Regions from separate parts of the Homo sapiens genome. Here regions 1, 3 and 4 are each linked to region 2. Evidence: chromatin loops called from intact Hi-C (ENCODE). Cell type or tissue: PC-3. All regions are shown on one strand.

Evidence for each region. Peaks named below come from ENCODE experiments on the same cell type or tissue, not always from the same donor. Only the 100,000 strongest peaks of a DNase experiment are listed, where the experiment ranks them.
Region 1: it touches region 2 in a loop (4-fold over the local background); 3 of 110 quality-filtered maps call a loop at or near these places.
Region 3: a loop joins it to region 2, with 9 times the contacts of the local background. A loop is called at or near these places in 3 of 110 quality-filtered maps.
Region 4: a loop joins it to region 2, with 5 times the contacts of the local background. A loop is called at or near these places in 2 of 110 quality-filtered maps.

What each region holds. Positions count from the first base shown.
Region 1 is chr2:160,610,706-160,615,705 of GRCh38, forward strand. The region is part of intron 2 of LOC105373718 (a long non-coding RNA gene); the gene reads right to left. Among named protein-coding and RNA genes, the nearest start is that of RBMS1, 120 kb to the left of the region's middle. In PC-3, no CTCF peak of the experiment used is centred here; a DNase peak (open chromatin) is centred at 2,946; H3K27ac peaks cover 1,306 bases.
Region 2 is chr2:160,663,843-160,668,842 of GRCh38, forward strand. No RefSeq gene overlaps it. Among named protein-coding and RNA genes, the nearest start is that of RBMS1, 170 kb to the left of the region's middle. In PC-3, no CTCF peak of the experiment used is centred here; a DNase peak (open chromatin) is centred at 2,709; H3K4me3 peaks cover 1,257 bases; H3K27ac peaks cover 2,326 bases.
Region 3 is chr2:160,748,246-160,753,245 of GRCh38, forward strand. No RefSeq gene overlaps it. Among named protein-coding and RNA genes, the nearest start is that of RBMS1, 260 kb to the left of the region's middle. In PC-3, no CTCF peak of the experiment used is centred here; DNase peaks (open chromatin) are centred at 2,456, 2,956, 4,416, 4,976 and 1 weaker place; H3K4me3 peaks cover 2,600 bases; H3K27ac peaks cover 3,986 bases.
Region 4 is chr2:160,588,405-160,593,404 of GRCh38, forward strand. The region is part of intron 2 of LOC105373718 (a long non-coding RNA gene); the gene reads right to left. Among named protein-coding and RNA genes, the nearest start is that of RBMS1, 97 kb to the left of the region's middle. In PC-3, no CTCF peak of the experiment used is centred here; no DNase peak of the experiment used is centred here.

The sequences.
Region 1 (5,000 bases), 53 kb before region 2:
TACTAAGTCATCATCACAAACTAAAGTTTATGTTTTAACAATAGAAATAATCTAATGGTCAGATTGCAATTCATTTCAACTGTATCTGTGCAGCACAGCAAAGGCCCTTTGGCTTTCTTCTCCTTGAATCTACATATTTCTGCCTGCATATAAATATTCTAAAAGTACCAAAGATAGACCCCCGTAAATAAAGCATTTAGGTTAATTCTAGCACACGATGAGTTTTCCTTTTTGATTTTTTGCACAAGAACTGGTTGTTAATTTTAGACTTTGGCAAGATGGAAGGTGGGGGTGATGTGAGTCTATTTCACCTTAAGTTATATCACTGAGGCACTATGCTGCTGATTAAGGTTCTGTGATGGGTAAGGATGAGTATTCACTTTTGCTGACAAGGGGATGTTCTGTGTGTAACATGTTTGCAAGGGTTTTGCAGTGCAGCACTGGATGTCCTCAATAGTGGGAAACCTTCATATGGCCTTTTCTGGTGAGCTTGTCAAAGGATGCACACATATTAGACATTCAGATTCCAGTGGGAAATAGGGAAGCCAGGATAGAAACTGTCTTGCCTCACTGTGACATTTTAACTTTTGGAAAAAGAAGTTGCTTTCTAGTGTTGTTCGTGATTTTTTGTTTGTTTGTTTAACTTGGGTGCACATCTTGAAATTTTTGGATTTTTACCACATCCTCTCTTGTGTCTACACTTTCTTCAGACAGAAACATGATTCAGTGAGGATGCATTTATCTTTGTGATTGCAGAGCCTCTGTCCAGGTTGACCAGAGCTCTTACCAAAAATAGATTCCAACATGTGAGAGCAGTAAAGTAAGTCACCATCTTTGTAGGTACCACTCATCTCACTACCACTCTTGGGGAACAAATATGTAATTTAGAAGGATTTTCTTCTTGTTATGAAGCCAATAATATAATTACCACTTGATAATTTAAGGAGTGCCAACTCTTTAATGACATTTAGTAAGCACTCAATTGCTTTAGAGGGCATAGACATTGTGTCACCTGCAATTCATTAGAAGGTCACAAGCTATTGTCAAAATCTGGGCCTGTTTGAGCTCCCTGCAGTGATTTGATAACATTGTGTTCTGTCTGTGGAGGTTCCAGGGTTTGAGGGTTTTCTGGAATCCCCACTTCCTGGGAACAGGGTGCTGAAGATCGACTATGAATTGGGAAATTTGAATGGAATAAAAAAGCGGCTTTTATTTTAAAGAGATGCCCTTTGAAGCTCTGGAGGGCCCAAACCGACTGGCTTTCAAAACATGTTGACTTGGCCTCCCTGTTCAAATTTGATAAATGATCTTCTGTTTCTAATTCTTGATTTAAAAAAATTTTTGTTGTTCAATGATCTTTCAACCTTATGAATGTGCCAGAAAGTTAAAAAATGTTAAAGGACTATTTTACCTGCTGAAAAGGTACATATTTTGAAGGGGAGGATGGTTAAAGGATATACAATACACATGAAGGAAGAAAAACATCTTTGTAATACTAAAAACAACTAAGAATCTGCAAAAATCTCACCGTTATCAAATTTAGATTAGATTAGATTTTCACAGGGCTTAGGTGGAGATGTAAAGGTCTTGTCAGAGAAAATGTGACACACCCATAAGAGTGACAGCTATTACCTTTTAGCTTATTTCACCTTCTCTCTCAGTTCCCTCAAAATGCACCACTGAAAGTTGTAAGGCACACACACACAGATAGCATATATAAAGAGTCACACATGTCCTAAAATGTTGACAGGTGTCTGCAATACTCATCATTGGAGATAGCTTACTGCTGAAGTTAAAGTACAATATTGAGATTGATAAAGACAGAGATGGGGGAGACTGAGCTAGTTCATGTAACAGCTGCAATCATTCCCAAATGTTTTTCTGCATAATCATGCAAGAAATTCATCATGCATTTCCTATTAAATATTCATGCAACTTGCTCCATAGGAGGGCTGTGGTATTTATTAATTCCCTGGTGTTGGTAGGTTTTGGTACATCTACTGCCAGAAATAAATGTGTCATGCCTAGCAAATTCAGTTCTTGGCAGAAAATATTAGAATATGGTACTTGCTTACAGGATATTGCAAGCTTTAATTATGTCTAAATGATTTTCAAGACTACCTTGGAATAAGTAATTGGTTCCTTTTGTTTTTAGATGAAAGCAAGGGTCTGGTGGAGAGAGGTGGAGATTGAATGGGTACATAGAAGCATTTCACTTTAAGTACCCTGTCTTTAAGAGAGGTGATCCACTTCTACCACATATTAGTAATTACCGAAAAAAGAAGTTGGGTCTAATCATCATCAGCAAGTGAAGTCATCTACTGTTTCATGCTGTTGAAATTTCTTTACCCTAAGACTTTATTAGTTTAAAGGATGAAAGAGAAAATAAAAACTAATTATCAAAATTGGTCCTCTAAATTTGTCAGCACGTAACATTACAAATCCCAAAGCTGTTGTTTACCAACATAGATTGACAGAAATCCAAATGAGGCTTTTCTTAGTCCATTTGGGCTGCTATAACACAATATCATAAGCTTGGTAGCTTATAAACAACAGAAATTTGTTTTTTGCCCTTCTAGAGGCTGGGAAGTCTGTTGAGTGCCTGCTTTCTGGTTCATAGTTGATGTCTTCTTGTTGTGTCTTCACAAGGTGGAAGTGGTGGGCTCGCTTTCTGGGTCTCATTTTTATAAGGGTGCTAATCCCAATCATAAGGTCTCTGTCCTCAAGTCCTAATCACTTCCCAAAGACCTCACCTCTCACTACCATCACTTTGGGGCTTGAGATTTCCATGCATAAATTTTAAAGGGACAGAAACATTCACACCATAGCAAGGCTGATAGCTTGCCTTCCAGAATACTTTAATATGGACAGACATGGGGTAAGGTGGCTTTTTAAAAGTAAAACACTTAAATGATGACTATTTTGTGAGTCACGCAAAGCTTGAAACCACAGGAAATAAGATGGAAGTAGAGGACACAGGCCCTCTCTTAAAGTGCTTACAATCTAACTAGGGGAGAAAGACATTCATCCAATGAACAGCTAGAGAAACAAACATTTGATATTGTAGGACTGACTGTATACATAACACATGTCATGTTTACCTTTCCAAAACTCTTAAATAAATATTTATTTTTCATGACAGTTCTGTCAAGAAGGGAAGATAATGTCCTCACTTTTTAAGCAGAAAAAATTCAATGGCTGGCCTATGTTTTTCAGCACTTAAATGAAGAGTCATGGTTACAACCAACTATACTGCCTCTTGGACACACTGAGGTAAAACATGACCCAGGAAACCCCCCAAAGGATGTATGTTCCAGCAGTCCTTTTTTTGTTCCTTAACAAGGGCTCCCCAGAACTCATTAAAAAAAATGATGGATTTTTGCTTCTGGTTATGTTGAAGTAGTAGCAACAAACCACTCTTTAGCCCAAAACAACTAGAAAAGCTAGATGAAACAAAAACAATTAATTTCATGGCATTGGAGAGCTACTGAAGCAACCAAGGCTGAGGGGAGGAGGAATATTCAAAAAAGGAGCAACCTCAGAGATTGCAGCCAATAGTCTGCATCTGTTTATTTTACCCTGGAGAATGGGGCAGAGGCTGAAAATCTGAAATTTGCCTCCAAGAGGGAAGGCCACTGCTGGGGGGACAGTAAAACCAGCAGAGAATTTTGCAGTGGTGAGAGGGAAAGTGGGGTGGCTAAGAAAGCATGGGGCAGAACACTGAGATGGACACATAGTCAATACATAGAGCTCAATGCATTTGCTAAAAATTTAAAGCTGTGGTTCAGAAGGGTAAGAAGCTAAGCAGAAAGCCTACAAAAAAACATAAAAGATTTCAGCAGTCCTGCCATGCTGAAACACAAGGATAAAAGTTCAGGACCTATCCAGGAGTGAAGTAAACCAGAGGCAGACTTAGTCATACAAAATTGCAGTCAGCCTTGATCAAATTAGGTTGATCAGTTTCTAACCTTTCCAGCACAGGAAAGACAAACTTTTTCTAGATGAAGTTAACATTATATGGTGCTTCTGTTCTGTGTGTGTGTGAGTGTGTGTACACCTGTATACACACATATATTGTCTAGTGTTCACTAAACTAGACAACTAGGTATGCCAAGAGATAGGATCATATGACCAACAATAAGAGAAAAAAATAGAGAATGTAAATACACCTATGGTTGATTCAGATATTGACATTAACACACAAGGATCTTAACTATCATTAGGATGCTAAAGAAAGTAGAGAAAGGGAAGGAAAATAGGAATCAAGATGGAAAATTTTACCAAAGAATTAGAATTTACTAAAAAAGAATTAAATGGAAATTTTAGAAATAAAAAATAAGACGCAATAGATGAGTTTCACAGCTGAATAGATTGAGCAGAAGACATGATTAGTGCACTGGAAGACAAGTCAATAGAAAAATAAATTGCAGCACAGAGAAAAAAAGAATTGGCCAGGTGTGGTGGCTTATACCTGTAATCTCAGCACTTTGGGAGGCTGAGTGAATTGCTTGAGTCCAGAAGTTTGAGACAAGCCTTGGCAACATAAGGAGACCCTGTCTCCACAAAAAAAATACAAAAATTAGCCTGGCATGGTAGTGTGTGCCTGTAATCCCAGCTACTAAGAAGGCTGAGGTGGGAGGATTATCTGATCCTGTGGAGGTCGAGGCTGCAGTGAGCTGTGGTGATGCCACTGTATCCCAGCTTGGTGACAGAGTGAGACCTTGTCTTAAAAAAAAAAAAGTATAGAAAAGAACATTAGAGATACATGGAAAACAGTTAACATTTTATATCACATATGTCAATTGAGTACATAGAAAAGGTGAGTGCACAAGCAACATTAGAAGATAATTAGTAAAATTTTTTCCTAAACTGATGAACCAAAAGGTTTAGGAAGTGCCTCAAACACAAACAGGATAAATAAAAGAAAAATAACCAAGTCATATCACATTAAAAGCTGTTGAAAACCAAAGACAATGAGATTAATTTTAAAGCAACAAAAA
Region 2 (5,000 bases):
GCTATTTGATAGTATCTGTCAAAATTACAAAATCATATACTCTTAGACCCAGCAATTCTATTATTGGAGACTATCCTAGTCAATTGAAAAATGGGAGACTATATACATTCTACATTATGAGTTAAAATTCTAAAAACTGAATAACAGGTTTTAAAAAATGAGAATTGATAAAGTATATATGATACAAATACAATTGCAGGAAGAAATATCTCTGAGAAGAAGAAAATGTTTCTAAGGAGAAAAGAAAGAACATGGATGCTAAATAAGGATTTGGATAGAAGTTAATTATGATACAAATTGATTAGACATTTAATTAATGTTCTTAAATCTTTCAGACATGCATGAAAGATGAACAAATGTCTGTAAAAAGTTATGAAAATCTTGAAAACACACTCATTAAGATGTATATTCCACTCTGTACAACTTAGTAGCTATAGATGCCAGTATTAAGATAATTACCATCTTTATTCAAGAAATAATTATAGAAAAGCTATTGCAACTATATCATTGTGACTACAGTATACATGAACAAGACTTCTTCTGTTTAGAGGGCTAAGAATTCTTGAAGAGCACAAGACCCAAACTCATGAAGTCTTTGATAAACACAAGCTGAAATATGGCAGAAAGTGCCTATATGATCAGGAAAGGCTTCTGGGAGGAGGTGGTCAGTGAGGTGAGCCACGAAAGTGGGTAGGGGTAAAATGGGAAGGGTCATTTTTTCTAGAAGGGGGGGGCATCATTTGGGTGGTGGGAAGGCTCAAGGACAAGGAGTGAAACAGTGCAGAAAGAGAAGGACTTCAGGTGGGAGATGAGGAAAATAAGAATGTAAGAGGAGGTACCCTCCTGGAGAACCTGAACACTACACTGCCATGTCTGCACTTACAGGCACAGGATGTCACTGGAAGCTTTGAGCAGGGGTCAGCCATGACAGCGGAGTTTAAAATACAGCATATCTGGCTGCAGTGAGCAGGATGGGTTGCAGCACTGAGAGATTGCAGGCAGAGACTGATTAGGGAAGTGTTGGAATACATTAGGCATTAAGTGATAATAACCAAGGTTCTGGTCAAGGGTGTGGCTATGAGATCAGAAAAGAAGGCTTGGATATAGAATAGATTACTTTACAAGAGCCAACAAGCTTGGCGACTAATCCTGTGTGTAGGAGAAAGAAAGGAAAGGGAAGAATCAAAGACAGCTTCTTGGTTTGAGACTGTCTTGTGGAGAGAATGATTGTACCATTGACAGAGATAAAGAAGTCAGGAAGAGATGCTGGTTTAGAGGAGGAAAATGGGGAGTGTGATTTTTAAAATATTATGTTGGAGTGGAATATTGGATATCAGTAAAAATATTCAGAAGGTAATTAGGGAGAGAGGTCAGACTTGGATAATTTAAATATGGAAGTCAACAGAGGACTGAAGGATAAAGAGAATTAACATAGTTTGGTTAAGGGGGAAACTGATGAAGAAGAGTATTACAAACAAGGAGTGTCCCCAGTAAGGACTAACAGAGTTAGGGAGGCCTAAGGGAATCAGGGCTGGAAAGTCCACTAGGGCGGGCGATTAAGAGGTCAACAGTTCCGGTAAAGTGGGCAGTTGAGAATAGGTTTCTGGGGTGTGGGAGAAGAGGCTGTAACCCATTAGAGGTAGATGGTAATGACTATTTGCTTAAAGAGGTATCAAGAAGAACAGGGAGAAAAAATATAGGCAGAGTAGTACCAAATGGCCATATGTTTTGGGACGTAAAAGCAAAGAAACTGGAGGAGAACTACACACACACACACACACACACACACACACACATATACACATATATATGTATGTATGTATATATTAAGTATCAGGATTCTTAATATAGACATCTATATCAATAATAATTTTAAAAGTTTGAATGAATATTGACATTTTTATCAGTGGATATATTTAAAAGAAAGCCAGTCTTCAAATAAAAATGAAGAAGCATGTGTTTCTTGCCACTCAAGAACAGAGGTCCCGATCTAGTACCCTATAGGATGAATCTGGCTCACAGGTAAAATATTAAATACATTATGCAAAGCACAGCATTTTAAACTTTTTGACTGAATGCCATAGTCCCCATCACTCCCTGTTGTCCCATAGTCAGCCTGCATCACTAGTTTGTCACCAGCCAAGCTCAGACGGCTTCTGTGTGTGTAGCCCCTGCTGTAAGTCTTTCTAATGGTAAATCTTAAAAAAAAAAGGAAAACGTGAAAATAACTCAATAATTCCAGGCAAAATATCCTGAGTTTGTCTGAGTATATTATACTTTTTTCTTAGCAAATTGGGTCCAGTGAATGTTATTTGTAGTTGTTGTTGTCTTCTGAATTATCTCAATGGGTATTGCTCCCCCTCCCCAGGCCCTCTTAGAGGACTGATTGTGGTTTGAGTGCTCTCACCCTTGCATTTGCTATGTGCTCCTGTTTGCTTGAGTGTTTCTTTTATCCAGTTCTGTTTAATTACCATGCAAAACCCTCTGTTGAGCTTTTAATTAGCAAGTTATCTCCGTCTGAAGACTGGAAACCCTGGGCTCTTTCAGCATATATTAGACAGCTAAAATATGAAATTAAAGAAAACAGAGTTTTAGCCAACAGAAACAAGTGACTCATTTCCTTGTGAAAACACACAAGGTTTATGTTACTCTGGCAACGATATTCCAGAATAGCATCTCTCCCCTCCCCTGTCAGAGCTTTTATGTGTTTCTGTTACAGTCTGTGTTCCACAGTGACCTAATGTTGAACCAAGTCACTTAGTGATTCATCAGACACAAGAGAACTGTGCTTTCATTTAGATAGCTCGTCCTATGTCCTTTTGACCAAAGGAAGAAAAGTTTACTTTGTATGAAGAGAGGAACTGTAAAAGAGATATAAAGAACTCTTGACTGAGTGCTGTCTTAGGATGTAAGTGTGGTCCTGCTGTTACTTTAAAAACACCACAACTGGTTCCAGTGTGTTAGAATTCTAAGAGCCTATTTTTCTAGACAGCTGATTAAATCATAATGTGCAACCTGTATATGTACCACGTAGGGAAATGAAAATTCAGAGACCCATTGCAGAAGACTCCAGATGTTTCTTGGGACTCACATCGTGGGAGGGAATATCACAGTGCTTAGGGTCAAAATTTTAACCCAAACCACTACAACTCTCCAAAGCAAAAATGTGTAGAGCAAAAACAGTTGAACTAACTCTCTCTTCTAGGTTTTAAATTCTCTGAGGTACTTAAAAGGAAGTGAGGAGAACCTTCAATTTATTAAGCTCTTGCTGCTGATGTTATTTAAAAATTATGGTCTGAATGGAATGATGGTTTCAGGATTTTAAGTTTAGATACTCTCTGTGAACAGCTTTATACTTTCATTGAAAGGGCAGTAAATTTTGTAGCCATTAGAATGCAACGAACTAAAAATTATGGGTGTATGAAGATTTTTAGTTTCTCTCTCATACTTACCACCTGTCTGCAAAAGAGAATTTCAGGTTTGTTCAGTCATTGTTTTTTCTCTTTCAAAAAGTGTCTTTCCATTTCTCCTGACTTTGAAGAGAAAGAATAGAATAACAGGCAGAGAGATTCATTGGAATAGTAGGAGGATGAGGGAGAATGATTTAGTGTCAATATACATTTTATTTCCCATTTATATATAATGTCAATTTGTATAATGAGGGGCTAGAAGAAGAAAAGTAAGTGGAAAAATAATAGAAAAAGTCATGTAGGTTGAAGGTAGAGGAGATTTTTTGGAGATTTGAGAAAGGTCCAGGAACAGACATTATATATGATAGTGTTGGGTGGAGGGGAGAAAAAAGAGGATTTTAAGAATTGCTGAAACTCATGTGTCTTCATCATAGTGTTCAGTACATACAAGAAAAGGGCTTCATTTATTTTGAAATTAAATTTGTTTGCAAGGACTGTATACTTTTAGCCATAATACTGCTCTGAGACTGAACCACGTGGATTATGGTATTATAAACCACAAAAAGTATTATTATTTGAAAATTGCTTGACAAAATTCTGAAATTATTCCTAATAGAAAAATAATCTCAAATTGGGAAATGTTGAGTGGAAATTCCTTTTTTTATTTTTCTTCTTAATTTTTCTGTGTGTGATACCCAAGTATTAAGACAGAAAGCAAAAGTAACTACAAATCACTTACTAAGCACTGTCATCATGAAGGTATCTCTGATATGAGTAGCCTTCCTTTTCAACATAAATAAACAAAAAGCATTAAGGAACAATTTAAATTCTAAAATTAGTTCTCATTATAATTTCTTCTTCTTCTTTTTTTTTTTTTTTTTTTTTTGAGATGGAGTCTCACTCTATTGCCAGGCTGGAGTGCATTGGTGTGATCTTGGCTTACTGCAACCTCCACCTCCCTGGTTTAAATGATTTTCCTGCCTCAGCCTCCTGAGTAACTGGGTCTACAGGCATGCACCACCATGTCTAGCTAATTTTTGTATTTTTAGTAGAGATGGGGTTTCACCATGTTGGCCATGATGGTCTCGATCTATTGACCTCATGATCCGCCTGCCTCCCAAAGTGCTGGGATTACAAGCATGAGCCACCGCGCCTGACCTCGTTATAGTTTCTTACATGATTTTTTTTCATTTTAATAAAAAACTATATACTATTTTTTTAACTATGATTTTTCTCTTTGTTTTCAAACTTCAACCCTGCTTTTGGGTATCTTTAAAAAAAAACAGTCCATCCGTTGGGCGTGTGGCTTCTGAAATTACAATTACAAATCCCTCATAGAAATACTGATAGAATTTTTTTTTGAAATTAATAACCGAAGTAATTGCAAAATATTTTCAACTCGTTCAGCAATGTAAAATGAGAAAGCTGAACTATTTGCCACACAGGGCAAATAAAGCAGGTTTTATAGTTTTGTAAATTGTAATCCTCTACCATAAACATCAATGAAATCACATCTAGAAATATAACTGTATGAGAATCAGATAGTTTGTATGTATTTCAAACTTGAAATATAAAATGTGAATGAATTAT
Region 3 (5,000 bases), 84 kb after region 2:
TGGGAGTTGTTTTAATCCAGAGAAAATAAGTTCTCCTATGTATAATCAGAGAACTGCTGAAGAATTCTTCACCTCTCTTTTTTTTTTGGAATAACCTTCCTACATCCCCAAAACTGTGTTGAGGCAGAATTTATAACTTGCTTAATTTATATACAAAGAAGAGCCTCTCCTCTCTAGGTTTTTTTGTTTGTTTGCTTTTTTAATCAGTACAGCCTAAGTTCCAGGGTCGTGTGAGGTGAAAGGGGATCATACGTTTCCCAGGATAGAGTGAAAATATCAGTTTGAGTAGAAATAGTGTTATTATCCATCTTTTAGAAAGATCCAATGAAAGAAAATCAGATATGTGCCAAGGAACAGCACAATCTGGAAGTTGCTGCATAAGGAGAAGGAAAATATTGCCAGAAGGCTGGGTATAAGCCTAGAATGGTGTTTCTCCAATTCAAAGTCATGGCTCTTGAGTTGAAACAGGACAAGTCACAGAAAGCCACTTCATCCTTCCCTATCTTAAGCATGGCTAGGGAGGAGAGATGGCAGGAAGCTCTCAGATGAAATGACATTCAGGGCTCTGGCTTCAAATGTTGGGCCCTGAGTCAGGGAAGAAGCAGGAGAAAGATGCTTTTACAGTTTGCTAACACAAGGCAAAATTATAAAACTGCACTTTTCTATCTCCATTCCCACGAGACAATTTGGGACTTCTTTTTCCTCTTCTAAGATGGTGGCAAAACATCGGAGGTAGTGAATATAGGGTGAGGAGTCTCAGGACTAAAAGTCTCTTGGAACCACCCTGAGTCCTGCATTCCCCCCAGAGGATCATGGGAGCATTGTGCACCACACCTTCCGACCCATCCTCATTCAAATATGCCTAATCTCAACCACCTCAAAATAGTGTGAAGAAAGGCAAAAGGCCTAGACTGAATAGTCTCTGCAAGAGTAAATGAGTGCAGGCTCTGGCACCAGGCTACCTGTGTTCAAATATCAGCTCCAGCACTCATACCTGCAAGATCTGGGGGGAAGTTACTGCCTCATCTTCCATTGATACAGGGCCAATGATGGTATCTACCTCTCAGAGTTTAGGGAAGGATTAAATAAGCGAATGCATGAAAAGCATCTAGCACAGTGTCTGGCCTATAATAAATGCTCAATAACTGTTCTTGGCTACTATTATCTCTATTAATAATGCCAAAGAAAACAATGTATCCACTCCCAGGTGATAGCAGGAAGTCAAGAAGTGAAGATGTGTCAATTCTACAATCCTGGTGGTCAAGACTGAAGGGGGGATGATAATGATAGAGAACAGCCCTTCCTCTGTCACAAGGGCTCCTTGGCAAATTTATACTGATCCCATCTTAGGGAGGACTCAGGCCACACCCACCTCACTGCTAGGCCAAACAGTATACTGTCCCCGCAAGGTACCCTGCCCTCTGGAGACTGTGAGCCTTCCCTGGCTGTCAGCCTGGCACAGGCTTCCTCTCTCTTCTTTCTCTGAAAGAAGAGAAAGTCTAAGGGCTTTCTTTGACAGCCAGTGCCTGCTCTGCCAGATCCCACTCTGCCTGTGCACATGGCAGGCCAGAAATACCAGGAGATTGACACCCACCACCAAGGAGCAGCCCTCAACCAGTAAGTGCCTCAACCAAGTGCTCAACCATTGGTAAAATAATTCTAACGTGTGTTCTACACCGACTACCAGAAAGCCTAGCAAGATTCCACTCCAGTCACCTAAAGGGGCAACTTGATATTGCATACTTTCTTCACTCCCCACCCTTCCCTGTCTCTTCTATGAGTTCTAGGTTCACCTTCCAAATAAACTATTCGCACTGAATCCTTCAAAATCAGGATCTGCTTCTAGGGGAACCTAGGTTAAAATAGGTATGGAGAGAAGTGTGTAAGAATCCTGCCTTTCAGGCTAGTAGGTTGATTACACCGAGGACTACAAAAAACAGATGGAGCTGCTCTTCCATGGGAATAACTGTCTGTCTGTCTGTCTGTCTGTCTGTCTATCTATCTACCTACCTACCTATCTATCTTAGGCAAAGAGATGAGAGCTGGGATCAGGAGCTGGGTCTACATGCACATAATGGTAAGGTCTGAGGATGTAGGAACAGAGCCCTGGTGGCATCTGTACGATATATACACATTTGCTCCAGAAAAGCCATGGAGAGAGGAGATGAGTGGCACAGAGCTGTGTACCAGAATGATGGAAAGAGAAGCCTAGGGGAGGTACAAGGACTAAGGAGAAGAATTATGTTAAACAAGGTATACGAGATGTTGAGGGCTATGGTAGATGCAATATAAACTTTTTCTCTGCCTCCCTGATGGAATCTTCAATAAAATCAGCATTGCCCAGTAAGGAGCTCAGTGGGAGTGGATTCTATTTGCTGATGGTCAGAGATGCCCTGTCCTTTATAATGCTGGGTGTGGCACAGCCAGAAAAATCACCTGTGGGGACATCTGACTTATATTTGTATCATTCACAACACCTGCTTCAGGGCTAAAGCACACAGTAACTTCCCACTGAATTCTTACTGAATGACTGAATAAATAAATGCACCTTTCCGTCTTTTGATAGGCACATCCATTAATAATCAATGATAATCACTTTCTGTGCTCTCTGGTTGAAATTACTTCAGTTGCAAAGCCTACCTATTCATATTTATTTCCCCACTCATGCCACTTCTATGTCAGTACAAACACACACACACAAACACACAAAATATGCACAGCTCTTCTAATATAGTCACTTGAACACACATAGAATTTAGTATTGGTGCTATTTAGCAAAGCTCAGAATAAAAACTCATTCAATCATCATTAAACAAATATTTATACAACAAATATTTATAAGTTATTGGAGAGTCAAAGATGAAAAAATAGGTTTCTTGTCTTCAAAGAGACCTCAGTATGAATTATGGTCATGAGTCTCTCTCCAACCCTTTTCCTTCGGTGTGAACCACTGGTGAATCATTCCATGGAAAATACCCAGGTCTCATTCACTTCCACTCTTTGGGGACAGACTTGCTGCACCATTAGCGTATTACCAGTCTTCTTTAAAGAAAACTCCCAAACTTGTCTTTGTCCTGGGAAGGTAGGAGTATGTACCAGAATGTGAGCACATTTTTTATTATCTCTTTCATCTCCAGGCTTCCTTTCAACCACCTGCCTTCCCTGACATCCTGCCCAAAAGGCAAAACAGAGTTTCTGGACATTTTGTTAAAAAAAAACCCAAAAAGTTGGAAAGCCCATTATTTGGACAGCACAGCCAATGTGTGTTGAAAGGCTATTCCAATGTAAGGCAGTTACAGATCAAAACTGAGCCAAGAGCTCTATGCAGGGGTGAAGGAAAAGAAATAGAGGGCAAAATGGGACGGAGGTGGCTTGACGTACAAGGTGAGGGCTTTGTAAGAATCTATAAGCTTTCTACAAACAAACATAATTTTACAATTTAATTTATTACTGGCTTTAGGGACTGTCAGTGTTGTTCTTTGGAAATTACCCATTTGAACACCTCAGAAAATCTGATGGATAAAACAAAAAGTCGAGTCTCTCTCCAACCCTTTTCCTTCGGTGTGAAACACTGGTGAATCATTCCATGGAAAATAGGAAAAATAGTAAAGAGGCTTAAGTTGTAAGTTACAAATCTGACTTTAACCTTCAAAGAGAAAGAAAAATAGTTTCTGGCTTGAAAAAGAACAATTATGCACACTTGCCTGTTTTCAGGCTCAATTCCACAAGCCCTTAGAAGATAAATCCAACTATAAATTACTATGTTAATGGACTTAGAATCCGAGTGGCACTGCATTGTTTGCTTTTTGTTTCTTTCTGCACTTGATTTGTGTTTAAAGAAGGCTTATTCCACCCTAACAAATTTATATAACGGATTTCAATGTATGTCTCCCTAATGTAAAATGATTTTTTAAAAGTACGACATTTAACAAGTAGTTTTATCTTCAAATAGCAAATATATATGTGATACATAAAACAGCAAACCAGTAAGTATTAAAGCAGGTACCGGGTTCTTCGTCACATTGTCTGGGATGCCCTTTGCGGCTTTTATTTTTTCTCTTTCTTGTTTGAGTCTTTTCAATGCTATTTTTTTAAAAACATGCAACATTGTTCCTACCTTGAAAGAGTTTGCAGAAGAAATAATGTTTTATTTTCATGTAACAAATGGAAAATAATCTAGGGCTCTTGTTTTTTAAACTGAAAACTGTAGAAATTTAGAGAGGGGCAAGGTCATTTTAGGTTATAGATATTTAATAAAGATTAACTAATTAATTAATACCCGTTTGTGAATGACCACTAGATAATGGTGAGGTTGGAACTAAGCATCGGAAAGCTGTAAAAAAGGCACTAAACAGGCATTCACTACAAGGATATGTAGGAGATGGGTGAGGGATGGGGGCAGGGTAGGCTGTGGTTGAAAAGAGCAAGTCCAAAGAATGTGATAAGATCAGAGAGGGGAGGTAGAATCTGGTGACAGAGAGACTGGAAGGAGTAAAGTGATGGTAATTTTCCTTGCCATATCTGGGGCAAGTAATAATTTGTGTCTTCAAAGGAGCTATTATTATTTTTATTGACAAGTGATTAAATCAGTAAAATCTCCAGTCTTTAGTAAAAAATAAAATCTGGGTTTCTCCAATTGAAAGAAAAAAAGATTTCCTGAGGTTTAAGCAAACACTGAGGTGAAAACTCCAGTTCTCTTTTTGGTCATGACTAAGTGATGAATCATTCTCTTCAAACATCACAATATGTATTAAATAGCATAAAAATATAATTTTCAGGCATCTTAAATATATGAAGAGCCAGTATTTCCAGCTCTTAGGAACTAAAATATGTATGGAAAGAGAATTTAAAAAAATACAAGCCTAGACAAATACTTTTTTCTCCTGCTTTCTAAGCCAATATAAAATTAGTGTAACTTTGGCTGAAAGTGGGGATTATGGGAAAGTGTAATACACACAAGATTAATTGGGTCACATTGCAAAATCCGATGACTGATTTGA
Region 4 (5,000 bases), 75 kb before region 2:
CTACCTCCATGAGATCCACTATTTTAGCTTCCACATATGAGTCAGAATATATGATATTTGTTTTCCTGTACCTGGCTTATTTCACTTAACATAATGACCTCCAGTTCCGTCCATGTTGCTGCAAGTGACAGGATTACATTCTCTTTTATGGTTAAATAATATTTCATTGTGTATGCACACCACATTTTCTTTAACCATTCATCCATTGATTGACACTTAGGTTGATTTCATGTCTTGGTTATTGTGAACTATGATACAAAAAACAGGCATGCAGATATCTCTTCAATAAACCAATTTTCTTTCTTTTGGATATATACCAAGCAGATTGCTGGGTCATATGTAGGTCTATTTTTAGTTGGTTGAGGAAACTCCATACTGGTTTCCATAGTGGCTGCACGAATTTACATTACCACCAGAAGTTTACTAGCATTTCCTGCTCTCCACATTCTTATTTTTTGTCTTTGATATTAGCCACTTTAGCTGGAATGAGATGATATCTCATTAATTTGATTTGCATTCCCCTGGTGATTAGTGATATTGAGCAGTTTTTCAAATGTTGGCCATTTGTGGGTCTTTGAAAAATGTATATTCAGGTCTTTTGACCATTTAAAAATCAGGTCATTTGTTTTCTTGCTATTGAGTTGTTTGAGTTCCTTATGTATCCTAATTATTAATCCCTTGTCATATGGATAGTTTGCAAATATTTTCTTGTATTCTGTAGGCTGTCTCTTCGCTGGGTTGACTGTATCCTTTGTTGTGCAGCAGTTTTTTTAGCTCGATATAATCCTATTTGTATATTTTTGCTTTTGTCATCTGTGCTTTTGAGGTCTTACCCCCCAAAATGTATGTCATGTCATTTTGGTTAAAGCACAGAACTATCTTTGGTATGCTTTTCAAATATAGATGGTATTAAATGACTAGTGTTTTCTTCTCATGAATAAAAACATTTTTAAGGATATCCAACAGTTGTACCTGGGATGCAAAAATACTGAGATGTATGAAGATAGCATCTATTGTATCATAACCTCCCCCATCATGGAGAACCAGACATTGGCTGCAAATGGAGGCTCATAATTTCAATGTTTACTTCCACCTGTTCATTTTTTTCCCCTCTCTTTTTAAAGTTTCTTTCTTTTCTTTTTCTTTCTTTTTTTTTTTTTGTTGAGATGGAGTCTCGCTCTGTTGCCCACGCTGGAGTGCAGTGGCGTGATCTCGGCTCACTGCAAGCTCTGCCTCCCGGGTTCATGCCATTCTGTTGCCTCAGCCTCCCCAGTAGCTGGGACTACAGGTGCCCGCCACCACACCTGGCTCATTTTTTAATTTTGTATTTTTAGTAGAGACAGGGTTTCACCATGTTAGCCAGGATGGTCTCGATCTCCTGACATTGCGATCTGCCCACCTCAGCCTCCCAAAGTGCTGGGATTACAGGCGCGAGCCACCACGCCCGGCCCTAAAGTTTCTTTGGTTAACTAATTGAACATAGATTAAGTAAGAAATTTAGTGATATGAGTGAATGGGCCTGTATCCGTGTATTTCCAGTAACGGGCTTCATTTATTTTCAACCTCTTCTCTGACTACTCCCTTTACGTTCTTGCTTTAATATATGAATTCTCAATGTGGGCAAAAATTAGTTCTTGTTGGGCAGGGGCAGTGAAAAAATCATACTCTTTACATACAAAACATAGATCTTTCACAATTTCACAGGGGACAATCGGGTAATACCTAAAAAGGCTCCTTAGGGGGGGTAATAATAAAGAACAAGTTAGGAAATACTCCTGTGACTGAAACCTGGCTGTCCTTGAGGTCTTTGTGTTTCTTGCACCTGTTTTCTCATTTAGGAACTGGAGGTGGGCAAGTCATCCTCTTAGTTCCTCTTTGTCATTTGCAAACCAATAAAATTTTAATAAAATTTCTTTCTAAAATTCCTAAAATAATTCTTTGCAAAGTGTCTCACCTCCCTTAAAGTGTCTTTAAAGCACACACTAATCTTCCTGGTTCAGATAACTATTGATTTTAGGTCACTGTCCTTCATTCTCTGAAGAATTTAGCACCCCTCCTCCCCCTTCCCCCTCCCCTCCTCCCCCTTCACCCTCCCCTCCCCCTCCCCCCTCCCCTCCCCCTTCTCCTTCCCCTCCTCTTCTCCTTCTCCTCCCCCTCCCCCTTCCTCTTCCCCCTTCCCCTTCTCCTCTCCCTCCCCCTTCCCCTTCTCCTCCCCCTTCTCCTCCCCCTTCTCCTCCCCCTTCTCCTCCCCCTCCCCCTTCCCCTCCTCCCTTCCCCTCCTCCCTTCCCCTTCCCCTCCTCCCTTCCCCTTCCCCTCCTCCCTTCCCCTTCCCCTCCTTTCCATTAAAGCAAACTAAATATGGCCTGATAAGGACTCTGTACTTCTCTATTTGAGTCCTTTGTGGACGAATTACAACATAAGTTAATAGGTAGACAAGATTGAGAACCTAACTTGGAAGTGTGTGCCTATAATAGTGGCTGGGTCCTGACCAATCCCAGCAGCCATATGTCAACCACTCATATACTGTCAAGTGTTCAAACTGTGTTCAAGTAAGGCAAATGCTGAACTATAACCAATCCAGTTGTTTCTGTACCTCACTTCTGATTTCTGTATGTCACTTTCCTTTTTTTGTTTGTAAATCTTCTTCCACCCCATGACTGCACTGGAGTTTCTCTGAATCTGTGATTCTGGGTGCTGCCTGATTTGCAAATCGTTCATTGTTCAATTAAACTCCTTTAAATTTAATTCAGCTGAAGTTTTTCTTTTAACACTGTCTTCTTTCCTTCTTTTCCTCCTTCCTCCCTGGGTCCTTCCTATTTTCCTCCCTCTCCTTCCCTCCAGTATCTTCCCTTTGACAAATCTCTCACCATTCCAGGACCTCTAATCCACTGGCTTAACTTTTTACTGTTTGTTACCCAGCCCACCAAGTATTCACCGATTACACCTTTGTAAAATTCAACCTTCCTTCCTACTCTTGGCACACCCCTAAGCCTCTGAAAGATAAATATATTCAGCTGTGCTGAGTGGTCTCACTTTAAACATGTAAGCACAAACTGTTAGGCTCTGAATGCTACCTGACAGTAATAGTATATTTCTGCACTTTATTCACTTTACGACTCTCTTATTCTTCTAAATGACTATTCTATACTTTCGTCTCTTCAAAACATCAACTCCCCCCTTTCCCTTTTCACAAAGAATTTCTCATGCCTACAGCACAAATCTGCCAACATTTCTGCATCTGTAACTGTACTTTCTGCCAGCCCTACTGCAATGGATGAGTTGAACTGCAAGTTATGGGGTTTGACTTAAGGCTACCTCCTCTACTTTGCAATAGCTCTCATCACTTCCTGCCTAATTGCAAGTGTGCTTTCTCTCTCTTTCATCATCATCCTTTAGAACATTAACTAAAATACGAACATATGTAATATCTTTCATTTAGAAACTAGTCATTCCTTGACCCCACATTTCTCTCAGGCTGCTGTCCCATTTCTCTGTCCCAATTAGAGCAAACTCGTTGAAAGAACTATTCTTCTCAATGTCCTAATTCTCTCGTTCTCTCTTTTTAGTTATAGCTTTATTGAAATATAATTCACATGACATTATAATTAATCCACTTAAATCGTGTAATTCAATATTTTTTGGTATATTCATGGACTTGCACAACCATTACCACAATCTTAGACCATTTTTATTATCTCAAAAAAAAAAATCTTACACCCATTAGCAGTTACTCTTATTTGTCCCCAACCATCACCCTTAGCTCTAGGCAACCACTAATCTACTTTCTGTCTCTATAGATTTGCCTATTGTGGACATGTCATATAAACAGAATGATACAATATGTGGTCTTTTGTAACTGGCTGTTTTTCACTTAGCATGATACTTTCAGGATTCATCCATTTTGAATCAGGTATCAGTATGTCATTTCTTTTTATTGCTGAATAATATTCCATTACATGGATATACCATATTTATCCATCATCAGCTAATGAACATGGTGTTTTTTTCTGCTTTTTGGCTACTGTGATTATTGCTGCAATGAACATTCATGTACAAGATTTTGTGCAGGCATAAATTTTTATTTTTCATTTCTCAAGTTTTTTGTGTGAATAAATGATTTGTGTATCTAGCAGTGGAAATGCTGAATCATACAGTAAATCTGTGTTTAACATTTTGAAGAATTGCCAGGCTGTTTTCAAAGTTTGCAACATTTTACATTCCCATCAGCAATGTTTGAGAGTTTCAATTTCTTCACATCTTAGTCAACATTGTTTTTGTCTTTTTATTGTATTCATCGTAGTGGGTATTAAATGGTATCTCATTATGGGTTAGATTTACATTTCCTTGATGGCTAATGATGTTGAACATCTTTTTATATGTGTATTGGTTGTATATCTTCTTTGCAGAAACATCTATTCATATAGTCTGCCCAGTTTTCAACTTGGTTATTTTCTTTTTATGTTTGAGTTGTAAAAGTTTATAAATATACATTCTAGATACAAATCTGTTATATATATGACTTGCAATTATTTGCTCCCATACTATGGGTTGCCTTTTCACTTATTTTATGGTGTTCTTTGAAGCACAAAAGTTTTTAATTTTGATGAAGTCCAGATTACCTATTTTTTCTTTTGTTGTTTATGCTTTTGGTGTCATCTTAAAGGAACCATTGCTTAATCTAATCCAATATACCTCCTGTTTTTCTTCTAAAGCTTTTATGGTTTTGATCCATTTTTTGTTAATTTTTATGGAGTGAGGTAAGGCTCCAAATTCATTATTTATTTATTTATTTATTTATTTATTTTTTGCATGTAGATTTCCAGTTTTCCCACCACCATTTGTTGAAAAGATTTGTCTGGAACTCTAGTCAAAACTCAGTTGGTCATTGATGTATGAATTATTTTTGGAGTCTCAATTCTATTCCATTTACCTACTTGTCCTCTTGCAAATACCACACTATCTTACAAGTTTTGAAATTGAGATGTGAAATTCCTGCAAC